Linked DNA regions of Mus musculus: region 1 is linked to region 2. Evidence: chromatin loops called from intact Hi-C (ENCODE). Cell type or tissue: left cerebral cortex. All regions are shown on one strand.

The links. A loop is a pair of places that touch in the nucleus more often than their neighbours do. Peaks named below come from ENCODE experiments on the same cell type or tissue, not always from the same donor. Only the 100,000 strongest peaks of a DNase experiment are listed, where the experiment ranks them.
Region 1: it touches region 2 in a loop (7-fold over the local background); 5 of 42 quality-filtered maps call a loop at or near these places.

The regions. Positions count from the first base shown.
Region 1 is chr17:25,272,415-25,277,414 of GRCm38, forward strand. It overlaps Ube2i (ubiquitin-conjugating enzyme E2I), which reads right to left and starts at 1,017. Exons shown (of 7, transcript NM_001177610.1): 1 at 907-1,017. It overlaps Gm17801 (predicted gene, 17801), which reads left to right and starts at 1,710. Exons shown (of 1, transcript NR_027452.1): 1 at 1,710-3,114. In left cerebral cortex, CTCF peaks have their summits at 992 and 1,915 (motif pointing left); DNase peaks (open chromatin) are centred at 1,260, 1,496 and 1,882; H3K4me3 peaks cover 2,149 bases; H3K27ac peaks cover 2,355 bases.
Region 2 is chr17:25,013,968-25,018,967 of GRCm38, forward strand. Cramp1l (cramped chromatin regulator homolog 1) reads right to left here and starts at 1,263. Exons shown (of 21, transcript NM_020608.3): 1 at 1,160-1,263; 2 at 1-58. The coding sequence starts at 57. It overlaps Ift140 (intraflagellar transport 140), which reads left to right and starts at 2,119. Exons shown (of 30, transcript NM_134126.3): 1 at 2,119-2,937; 2 at 4,794-4,971. The coding sequence starts at 4,825. In left cerebral cortex, CTCF peaks have their summits at 2,573 and 3,082 (motif pointing left); DNase peaks (open chromatin) are centred at 1,420, 1,993, 2,358 and 2,823; H3K4me3 peaks cover 3,392 bases; H3K27ac peaks cover 2,859 bases.

The sequences.
Region 1 (5,000 bases), 260 kb after region 2:
AAAACCATTCCCCTCCCCACTACTAGAGACAGGAAGGACATACAGGGATGGGTCTTATGACTCCAGGCTTCCTACAGTGTACAGTATTTGTCTGGCGACACCACCTACTTCAGAGCTACTTACCGGTCAGAGAGCCTGTGCAAGGTTGCTTATCTCCGCCCACCTCGGCAGAGGGAACATGGGTACCAGGCACTACGGCTGGCTTGGATAGGGCGAAGCGGCCTCTTTTACTCGAATGCACACTGTAGGCCCTAAGGATCCTTCAGTAAGTATACCACGCTGTTTGTTAAGTTTCCAGTGGCAGAGACAGCCAGAGGAGGGCAGGACTGCGATCACTCACAGCCTGAATACCTTTAGAAAGAAAACAAACTCCCCTTCGACGCCCGTTTTCTGCTATGCAGGCAGGTAACTAACTCATCCACTAAAACAACAGTTCCTTAAGAATAAAGGAAGGTGGGGCAGAGAATATACACAAGACTCCCCCACAAAAACCCAAGCTACAAGCCTAGCGTCTCGGTAACGAACGAAGCCTTCTGATGTGACTCCGGGTGCTTACAGGCCCCGACACGGCCCAGTACTCACGGCCTTCCGCACTCTCACTCGCCTAACTACGGAGCCCAGCACCGCCCAGAACGCGTCTGGGAGCTACTGGGAAGCTCAGATTATCTGTTGCGGGGTCGGCGGAACTCAGTTCGCCAAGAGTAGGGGGGCAGTGGGCCGTGCTCCCAACCCTGTATTCTCCCGTGGCACAGCGGCTGGGCCCTAGTGCCCCGAAGGCCGAGACTCGGAGGCCGCGAGCGAGAGGAGGCCGCCGTGGCTCCGCTCGGCGCCTCCCGGAAGCTCACTGGGAACGGCGGCGAGTCCGGGCGAAGATGGGAGTGCGTGCGCAGGCCGGTGGCGGCTCACCTGGGCGACCGCGGCCCGGACCGTCGCGGCGGCAGAGGCGGCGGCGCTCCTTTGTCTCGGGACTTCCCTCCGCGCCCGCCGCGCGCAGCACGGAGCGCAGGACCCCAGCGGGCGGGGCGGGGCCTGAGCTGGGCTGCCCGCCACACGCCTGCTCAGCTTACCGTCCCTCCCGTCCGGTGGCCTACGCGTCTACTTAAACACGAGCTTCCCGCAGCCCGCACGCGGCTGCCGCGCCCTCGTTGCCCGCGACCGCCTAAGGAGCCCGAGCCCAGGGCGCCTGTCCAAGCAGGCGGTGCCCTGAACGGCCGCACTCTTAAAGGGGCCGCGTCCTAGGCTCGAGGGAGCGTCTGCAAACTCCTCTTCGGGATGAGCGCGTCCACTCGAGGACACATCAGAGAGTCGTGTGAGGAAAAAGAAGCATAGATTCCCAAGGGTCATCCGGATGCTCAGAGGGCACCTTCCCGGGCACAGGCTCTGGAGGTATCCTTGGGCTCAAGGCCCGAGTCCCGGGAGCAAAGATCACTGAGGCCTAAACATCCTGGGAATCGTCGCAGTACGGTGACGATCCCCGGAACTTAGCGCGCTGTGACACTTTCTGCAATTGGCCAGCTCAGGAACTTGGGCGGGGTGAACCTCGAAACTATCCAATGAACTAGCCTCATACAAAGGGCCAAACGCAAGCAAAACCGACGGGGAGAGAAATGTGGATGCTCCCTAACCTACGAGTTAGCCCCCTAGTGGGGGAGGGGAATGGGCCTGCGCCGTGGGGGAGGGGCAGCACCCGCGGACCCCCCCCCCCGCGCGCGCGCCCCAGGCCTCTTCCCTGTGCCGCACCCCACACCTTAGTTCCACCTGAAACCCCTGTGCGGCTTCTGCTGGCCCCGCTGGACACGCTTTTGTCACGCCGTGGCCTAGTCCAGTTTCCTCGGCCAGTCCTCTGCAACCCAGCTCGGATGCTTCCTCACCGACTCACCGACGGGACGGGTACTTAGAACCGTCGGCTGGCCCCCTGGTGGCCATTCTGGCGCCTGCTCCTTTTTTTTTGGCACGTGCTGGAGGCCTTTCGGGGCCAGTTGCAGCCAACAAGGGCTTCCTGGGAATTTGGACTATGGGTCCAATTGCTGCCAGGGACTCCAGTGTTCATCTGTCAGTATCTCCGTCCATCTACTCACCACTCTCTCCTTCCTTCGTTCTCCTCTTACCTTTTGAGGTTGTTGGGTGCCCCAAAACAGGAACTAAGGTCCCATGCCCCTTGCCCACAATTGTCCAACATTCCCTGGAGCTCACCCTGTTAATTCCTCCTGTTCGTAGCCGTACTGTTTAAGAGTTAAGATCACAGTGAGCACCAGATCCTGAGGGACCTTGGTCTCTCATTGGGGCTGAGTTGTAGACAAGGTCGGCTTAGATACAAGTTCCTGACACACTAGATCTGTACCCCCAACAGATCTGGTTTGGATCCATCCCAGCCTGCAAAACAGCTTCCAAGTCTGGTGGCTCCTGGGCACTTAGGGATGTTGGCCTGTGAATTGTACCATCTGGGACCAAAGTTATCAGCAGATTGTCTGGGGGCTCTCATTTTGTGGCCGGTGGCTCTGAGTGGCCCAGTAATCTTTTTACTTTGTTTTTTTAGTTTAGGGTCCTATGCATTATCCCTGCCTGGCCTCCAACTGACCTTGAAGTCCTGTTCTATGTGATTCCACCCCTAAATTGCACAAATCGTACCACATCCACTTTGGAATCTACTTTTCAGCTAGGGTCACAGTTGAGCCTGGTCTGGACTCACGGATATTGGATTTTCTGCAGGAATGAGACTGAGGGAAAGACTGCGTGGAGAGGCAGCTGGAAGTCGTATGTAGTTATTGAAAGGATTGATCTGTGGTCCACAGGGCACTGCAGAAGGTTTAGAGCAGGAGTGTATGATGTAACGCCATGGTGTAGTGATAGTATGCAAATCACTCTAATCTCCCTAGCAGGCAAGCACTTCTTATGACTATCCCATGTAGATTCTTTTTTTTGTTTTGTTTTGTTTTTTTTGGTTTTTTGAGACAGGGTTTCTCTGTGTAGTTCTGGCTGTTCTAGAACTCAATGTAGACCAGACTGGCCTCAAACTCAGAAATCTGCCTGCCTCTGCCTCCCAAGTGCTGGGATCAAAGTCGTGCGCCACCACTGCCCCGGCTCCATGTGGATTCTTGAATAAAAGACACACACATGCAGCCTTATTTTTAATATGCCCTAAGCAGCCCAACAGCTGGGCCCCTCCCAACCTTCCACATTGCTAACACCTACCCTCTGAGACTCCTGAATTTATCATTTACTAAAATCTATATTCCATCTTTGCTACCCCAGACACTATTTGGGGAGGGCCCCCTGGGGCCACTCATCCTCAGCTCTTACATGGCCGTATGCTTTCTCTCCTACAGCTCTCAAGACTGATCCTCCTGCTTCCCCAGCATGGCGATTCTAAAAATCCCTCTTTTCCCCATGGTTCCCTTGCCCAGAAACTCTTATTTAAAGTCCCACCTCAGTCTCCCTGCCCAGCCATTGGCAGCCTGGCAACTTTATTTACCAATTAGAGCCAATTGGTAGGGTCCCACTGTGCCTTGCATGCAGATGTGTGAATTCTCATGTAATTTGGGAACCCAATTAATATAAGCAATAAACCAAATCCACAACACCATAGCACCACTTTGTTTGCTGAGTAGATGCAGAAGACACTTCCCATTGGTCCAGGGTGCTGAGTTCAACCAGCACAGAGAACTCATATCCGGGCAGATGCCGTGTTAAGACCCAAAGGCCCTTGTGCTAGAGGGAATGTCAGGAATGGTAATGTGGAGTTGGCTGGGTTGGACTGGAGTAGGAGGCTATATCAGCCTAGAAACTTTATATTTTTCAAGATACGCATTCTCAGTGGACAGGGGTCTTGACTGGGGCCATCTCTCTGGGTGTAAAGGGAAGCCAAGTGTAGCAGTGAGTTTGTGCTCCATGGCTTTGGCTCGCATGCACACACCCTCCTAGGAGCTATCTGGATTCGTGAATGGAGGACACACACACACACACACACACACACACACACACACACATGCTTGCCAGTTAACTTTAAAATGCCTTAGCTACTCCAAGGCTGGGTACTCCTAAACCTTCCTCTGCTACCTCAGGGCCAATCGGGGAAGTGGTCAGTGGCCATTTAACAGAAATCTCACATTGCTGGTTGGCTTTATCTCCTGCAGTCCTATGTCCATCTGTATCCCACCGCTTCATGGCAATTTCTTCCACTACCCGCCACCCACCCGCCATGTCCTAGCCCTCAAAACTCTAAGGATCTGCTCCATCTCCCTTTGCCCAGTCACTGGCCTCTGGCATCTTTATTGATCGATCAAAAACCGATTGGGGACAAGAACCTTTAGCATTTGAACACTCAGATTCCCGATTGAGTCAAAGCATTTGAACCAATCTCCAATAGCCAAGATTGAAGTGCAGTAAGAGGTTGGTGGACAATCAGTAAACAAACCTCAGTGAAGGGCCTTGGCTGTTGTGTACACCCATCCTTTTCCCAGTGGATTGGGTACTACCTAATGTAGGAGTAGGGCCCTGTGTTCCCTGAGTGTCATCTCCTGCTCTGCTGGGAGGTTGGCTCTGCACACAAGGTTGTGAATAGGGGTTGCTACTCTAGGGTCTGGTTTCAATAAGAGATTTATAAGCAAAAGTGTGAATTTGGATTCCTTGTGCTAGATATAAAAGCTAGTCTGCTTAACAAGGTATTCAACAATGAGTTTTTGGATGTGATACGAAAAACAAAACAAAAAAACTCCACAGGCAAGAAAAGTGAACGTAAATATTGTGTTTCAGCAAAACACGTTATCAGGGCTGGAGAGATGACTTAGCAGTAAATAACAGTTGTTCTAAAGGACACAGATTCAGTTCCCAGCACCCACATGATGCCTCACAAACATCTGTAACACCAGTTCATCCAGATCCAGGGAACCTGATGCCCTCTTTGAATCTTAGTCATGCACATGGAGCACATGAATTCAGGCAATACACTCAAACATATACAGCTTTAAAAAGAAACCTGCGCATTAAAAATTAATCAGTTG
Region 2 (5,000 bases):
GCCCAGCTTCTTGAGCCCTTCCTCCCCGCTGCCGGCGTCGCCCAACTTCACTGTCATCCTGCGGCGAGAGAGACGAGGAGCGGTGAGGCGGGCGGCAGGCAGAAGTTTACCGCCGGCCTCCCAACATGGCGGCCGTTGTTTGTTCCAGCGCCGCCCGCCGCCCGCCGCCCGCCCGAGGGCCCACAGAGTGCTGAGCCCGACCGGACCGGGACCCCGCCCCGCCCTTGGATGCCCCTAACCCAGGTAGACCAACACAGCCCGGAGCCACGGAAGGCACGGCAGCATGACCTGGCCTCTGCGCTTTGGGTCCCGCAGTACCGCCGTCCCGCCACCACCTAACCCAAGGAGCCGCAGCTCATGGCCCCCAGCTTGATCCCGCCTCGCTCCCCGCACTGCCCGTGCCTCCCCTCTGCTCCCGAGCCACGCGCGATCAAGCCGCGCACCTGCCTATTGCAACGGCCCGCGCTGCCCTCCGAGCCCCTAGTGCTCCATAGGCCAAAACTGCCGCTCCCTCCAAAGCTGGCATGCAAGAGAGAGACTCTGCACTCCGGAAACCTTCCCAGGAGGGAGATGGCCCGACTACACCTCTCATTCAACAAAGCCTGTTGCATAGAACAGGTTAGAGAACACCGGAAAAGTGACAGCAAACACTGTTATGTTCCAGTCGGATCTTAAGAATAGGAACTGAACTATGTAAACAATTCTGGAAACAACAAAATTCTTGCTTTAACTTCTACCACTGTCATAAGATATCGATAAGCAAAATAATAATTATCTGTAGCTAGGAGAAATTATACTCAGAATAAACTAAAGTTCAGGTACATTCCAACATCTTAAGACAGGCTGTGTACATGATGAAGCAGGACAGAGAAACACTCCGTTCTTTAGCAGACGCTAGGTCCAACATAACTGTTGAAAACATTCCACTTAAAAAGAAAAGCAGACAGAGCAAGGTACCAATGATAACAAAGAAACAGACTGAAGGTAAAGACAGAGATGTAAAACTCGAAGTAACACCATAAAATGGTGCTGCCAAAAACGGTGTGCAATTTTCCTGTTTGGCACTGATCTTTCAAATACTACCTTAAGAAAACCCTGGCACAGAACCACACAAGACACAACCCCACGCTAAATGATTTTATGGCACAAGACTTCGAACCTATTCACTTTTAACCCCCTCACCACGGTTCCCAAAACCCTGTCATTGTGCTAGGGAGCGAAACCCATTCCCAGAACCAGCACTGCCAACAGCACCAAGCAAAATGCATCAATCCAACAGGACCCACTCGCCGGCGCGCTGGGCCCTGTCCCCAGGCACATTCCGGTCGTTCCCCAGAGGCGGTGGACTCCATAGGAGTCCGTCACCGAAACCCGTCACTTCCTGACCGTGGGAGGCGCGGGCACTGTGGGCCTCGTCCCGGCTCCACACCCTTTGTCCCATTTCGGGTGGGAGAAGCTCGCACCTTCCTGAGGAGCTGACCGCTGGCTGCACGCGGCGCAGCCCACGAATACCGCGGCCCCTCCGCGGATCCCGAAGGCTCCCAAGTGCAGCCTACGGTCACCTTTTTCATCCACGCTTCCCGGCAGCCTGGCTCCCGGATCCCGGGCCTCCGCAGAACCGACCGGGCCCGGCAGCTCCGGCTGCGGCGAAGCCGCGACGCCGGGCTGGTGGTCAGGTGTCAGGCGCGGTCACCAAGCACTGTTCCCCTTCGCAAGACCTCTCCGTGGACTGGCGCGCGGCTAACAGGGCTGACGGCACCGGTGCAGCCGCCACTCGCCCTCCCACACCCGGGACGCCGCGCTCTAAACAGTTCCGGCTACGGCGGCCGCCGGGGACCTGAAGTCGGCGCCGGAGCGGGGAGGGGCGAACGTCCCGCAAAAAAGACGAGCACGTCCAGCTTTTCTGCGGGCGCGCCCAACCAGCTAGGCTGCCATTGGTCAGCAGGCGTTACGTGCGCGCGCCCGCACGATGTACAGGGGCGGGCCCGCAACGTGGGGCGTGTTGTGACGGCAACCTCGCGCCCTTGCGGATCATGCGTCTTTTCCGATTGGCCAACCGACAGCCAATAGGATCAGCGTGCTGGCTGTGATTGGCTGAGACTATGTTGACGGATGCGTGAGAAGAAATCACCGCCTCAGCGGGGCGTCTTGAAGCGCGCGGGAACTCGGGTGGGGACTTTGCACTTTGAAAACAGGTTTAAGACCATAAATGTATCGTAGCATAGTCCACTAACACTTTTCCTATTCGAAGCGATAAGGAAATGTGTTTTTAAAACTCTAATGCTTATGCATGTGGCGTTTGAAAAAAGTATCCCAGTTTGCAGGAGGTCCCCGCCTCTGGTTATCCCCTTGGCTCATTGGCGTGGACCGTGCTACTGCGCCTGCTCTTCAGCGACACTCGCCGTTGGCTAACACTGGCTAAAGTGCACACGGTCACCCAGGGAACCCTGTGCCTAGCTGCTGCAAGCCTCTGCTGAGTACCGCTTGCAGCGGTCTCTCGAGGCATCAACGCGCCACGCGCCGGGGCGGTGTCCGGTACTCAGAACGTTCCAGAGAAGCTCTCGAGCCGCGCCTCCCCATCCGATGCAATGCAACTAAGCTCCGCGAGGTGCCGACTGATGGCCTGCGTGGGGTAGGCAGGATGAACTCGGGGAGAAAAGTATTAGGAGCCTTGACGCAGCTTGCCCCGAGTAGCAAATAGATCTGGCCCACCCATCAGCGGAAAACCCAAACTGGTCCTAAAGTGGGCCTAAGACTCAGAGCTGCGCCGGGAGGTACCGACTGTTTTCGGTTCTTTCCGCCGCAAGTCACCAGTGGTCGTTTCGGGAGGCATCGGAGGCGCGGCTGTCCCTCGACTGCTTCCGCTTTCTTTACCGGCGTTGTCCGGGCAACACGGAGGCACAGGGAATCTGGCGAAGTTAGATTCCTATACCTAAGGTGCAGAGGGGTCTGGGGCTGGACCGGGGAGTGGCAAGAGGTGGGATGGGATCGACCTGGGACCTAGAGATGACCTGCCAGGACCCTCTCGGTTCCTCTCTGTGTGCTGGCTTCACATTGTCTCTCTGCACAATCCTAGAGCCCCCTGCTGGACTTTTGAGTTGCGGCGTGAGTCCCCCCCGCCCCCCAATGCATTTAGTATGAAGCTGGGGGAAGACAAAAAAGCCAAAATCCTCTGCTTGGTTAATCTTTGGGTGGCTTGTAAAGATAACATGACCTGAATGGACCACCTTGAACTACACTGTCCTTCAGTAATGTCTACATGATGCAGCTAGTGATCTTATTCTGGCCCAGAGAGCTAAACTTTACATCATTGGTCACTATCCCGAAAGGCTACTTTAGAACCCATCCTCTTGTTGAACAAGAGACTCTAAAAGGAGTATCTTGTCTTTAAGCCTACTTGTTAGTATGACTCCTTGGGCATAATGAATTTGACCTGCTTTCCTAAGAGTTGGCATGATGGAGGCACTCACCTCTGAAAATAATTGAATATAAAAATACTCAGTATAAAAATGAGGATCAGTTGACTGGAAAAAGTGAAATTGGCCTTTTCTTGTTTTATGGCCTACATACTTGAAACTTGTTCCTGATCTAAGGACATTAACAGATTTTTAAATAACTTTTGTGTGTGTGTGTGAGCATCAGCTTCCTAAAGTTGACTTAATATCTTTTTAATTATTTGGCTAATTCTCATTTTAAAGCATAAGTGCTGTGCTCAGAAGTGCCTCATACGTTTAATCCCAGGACTTGGGAGGCAGAGGCAGGCAGATATTTGTGAATTTGAGGCCAGCCTGGTCTACAAAGCAAGTTCTAGGACAGCCAGGGCTACATAGAGAAACCCTGCCTTGAAAAAACAAAACAAATGAATGAAAAAAAAAAAAACCTTAAGCACAAGCGAAAGAAAGAATGAATAGTTAGAACATTGTATAAAATGGACATACTGAAGTTGACATGTTGCCCTTTTTAAAAAAAAAAAAAGAAAAGATTTTTCTTATTTTGAGGCAAGATCTCACTATGTATCTTTGGCTGCCTGGAACTCACTGTAGTAGACCATATTTGCCTCAAACACATAGGGACCTCTGCTTCTTCTGAGCTGGAATTGAAAGCTTGTGCCACCATAGCTGGCTTACTTTTAATGTGTATATGTACAGGCGAGGCCAGTGGGGCATCAGATCCCAGAGGAAGCTGCCTGATGTGAGTGCTGGGAACTGAGCTCATGTATCTGGAAGACTCTCCTAACCACAAAGCCATCTTTCCAGCCCATGCAACAAATTAAATGCAGCCTCTCCCCCATCACTGTCGCTTGGTGGTCCTGACTGTCCTCTACTAAGTCGTAGCTAGAAGACGTTCTTGGGCTTTTTGGTTTCCATGAAGTTGAACGCTGTTTTTCTCTGTAGAGATGTTCTTTGATGGGTAGTTTACTTTTATTTTGTTTTAATGTTTTCTTTGAAAGTATCTGTGTACATTGAAACGATACTTATCGAATGAGAATGATCAAGAATTATTTGAAACACCACCCCCCTCCCCCCGTTTCAGTACTTGCTACTTGCATTCTCTGTTTAGTTCTCTCTTTGATAGCAATGAATTTTACTTCTTTTCCAGCACACCGTGGGTCATGCCAAGTTTAATCTTTTGCTTCTAATTTTATAGTTTTCCTTAATAGAATAATCTCTAACAAATGAATTGGCTTGCATTCATTTAAGAAACATTTTAAAGCTGCTACGTGTCCTTGTAGGTTTGCTTCCATTTTGTAATTCTGCGCGTAGTCACTAGGGGTTGGTTTTCCCGCCCTGCAGGTTTCATCCTTGACTAGGTCTGTGCGTCATCATGGCTCTGTATTTTGACCACCGAATCAAAGCTCCAGACACACCCAGCTCTCCCTCCCACATCACCTGGCACCCCACCCACCCATTCCTGGCAGTCGCATCTATAAGCCCATCTTCTGGAGGCAACGTAGACATCTACCTTGAGCAAGTGAGTCCCTGGAGCTATGTCGGCTTCAG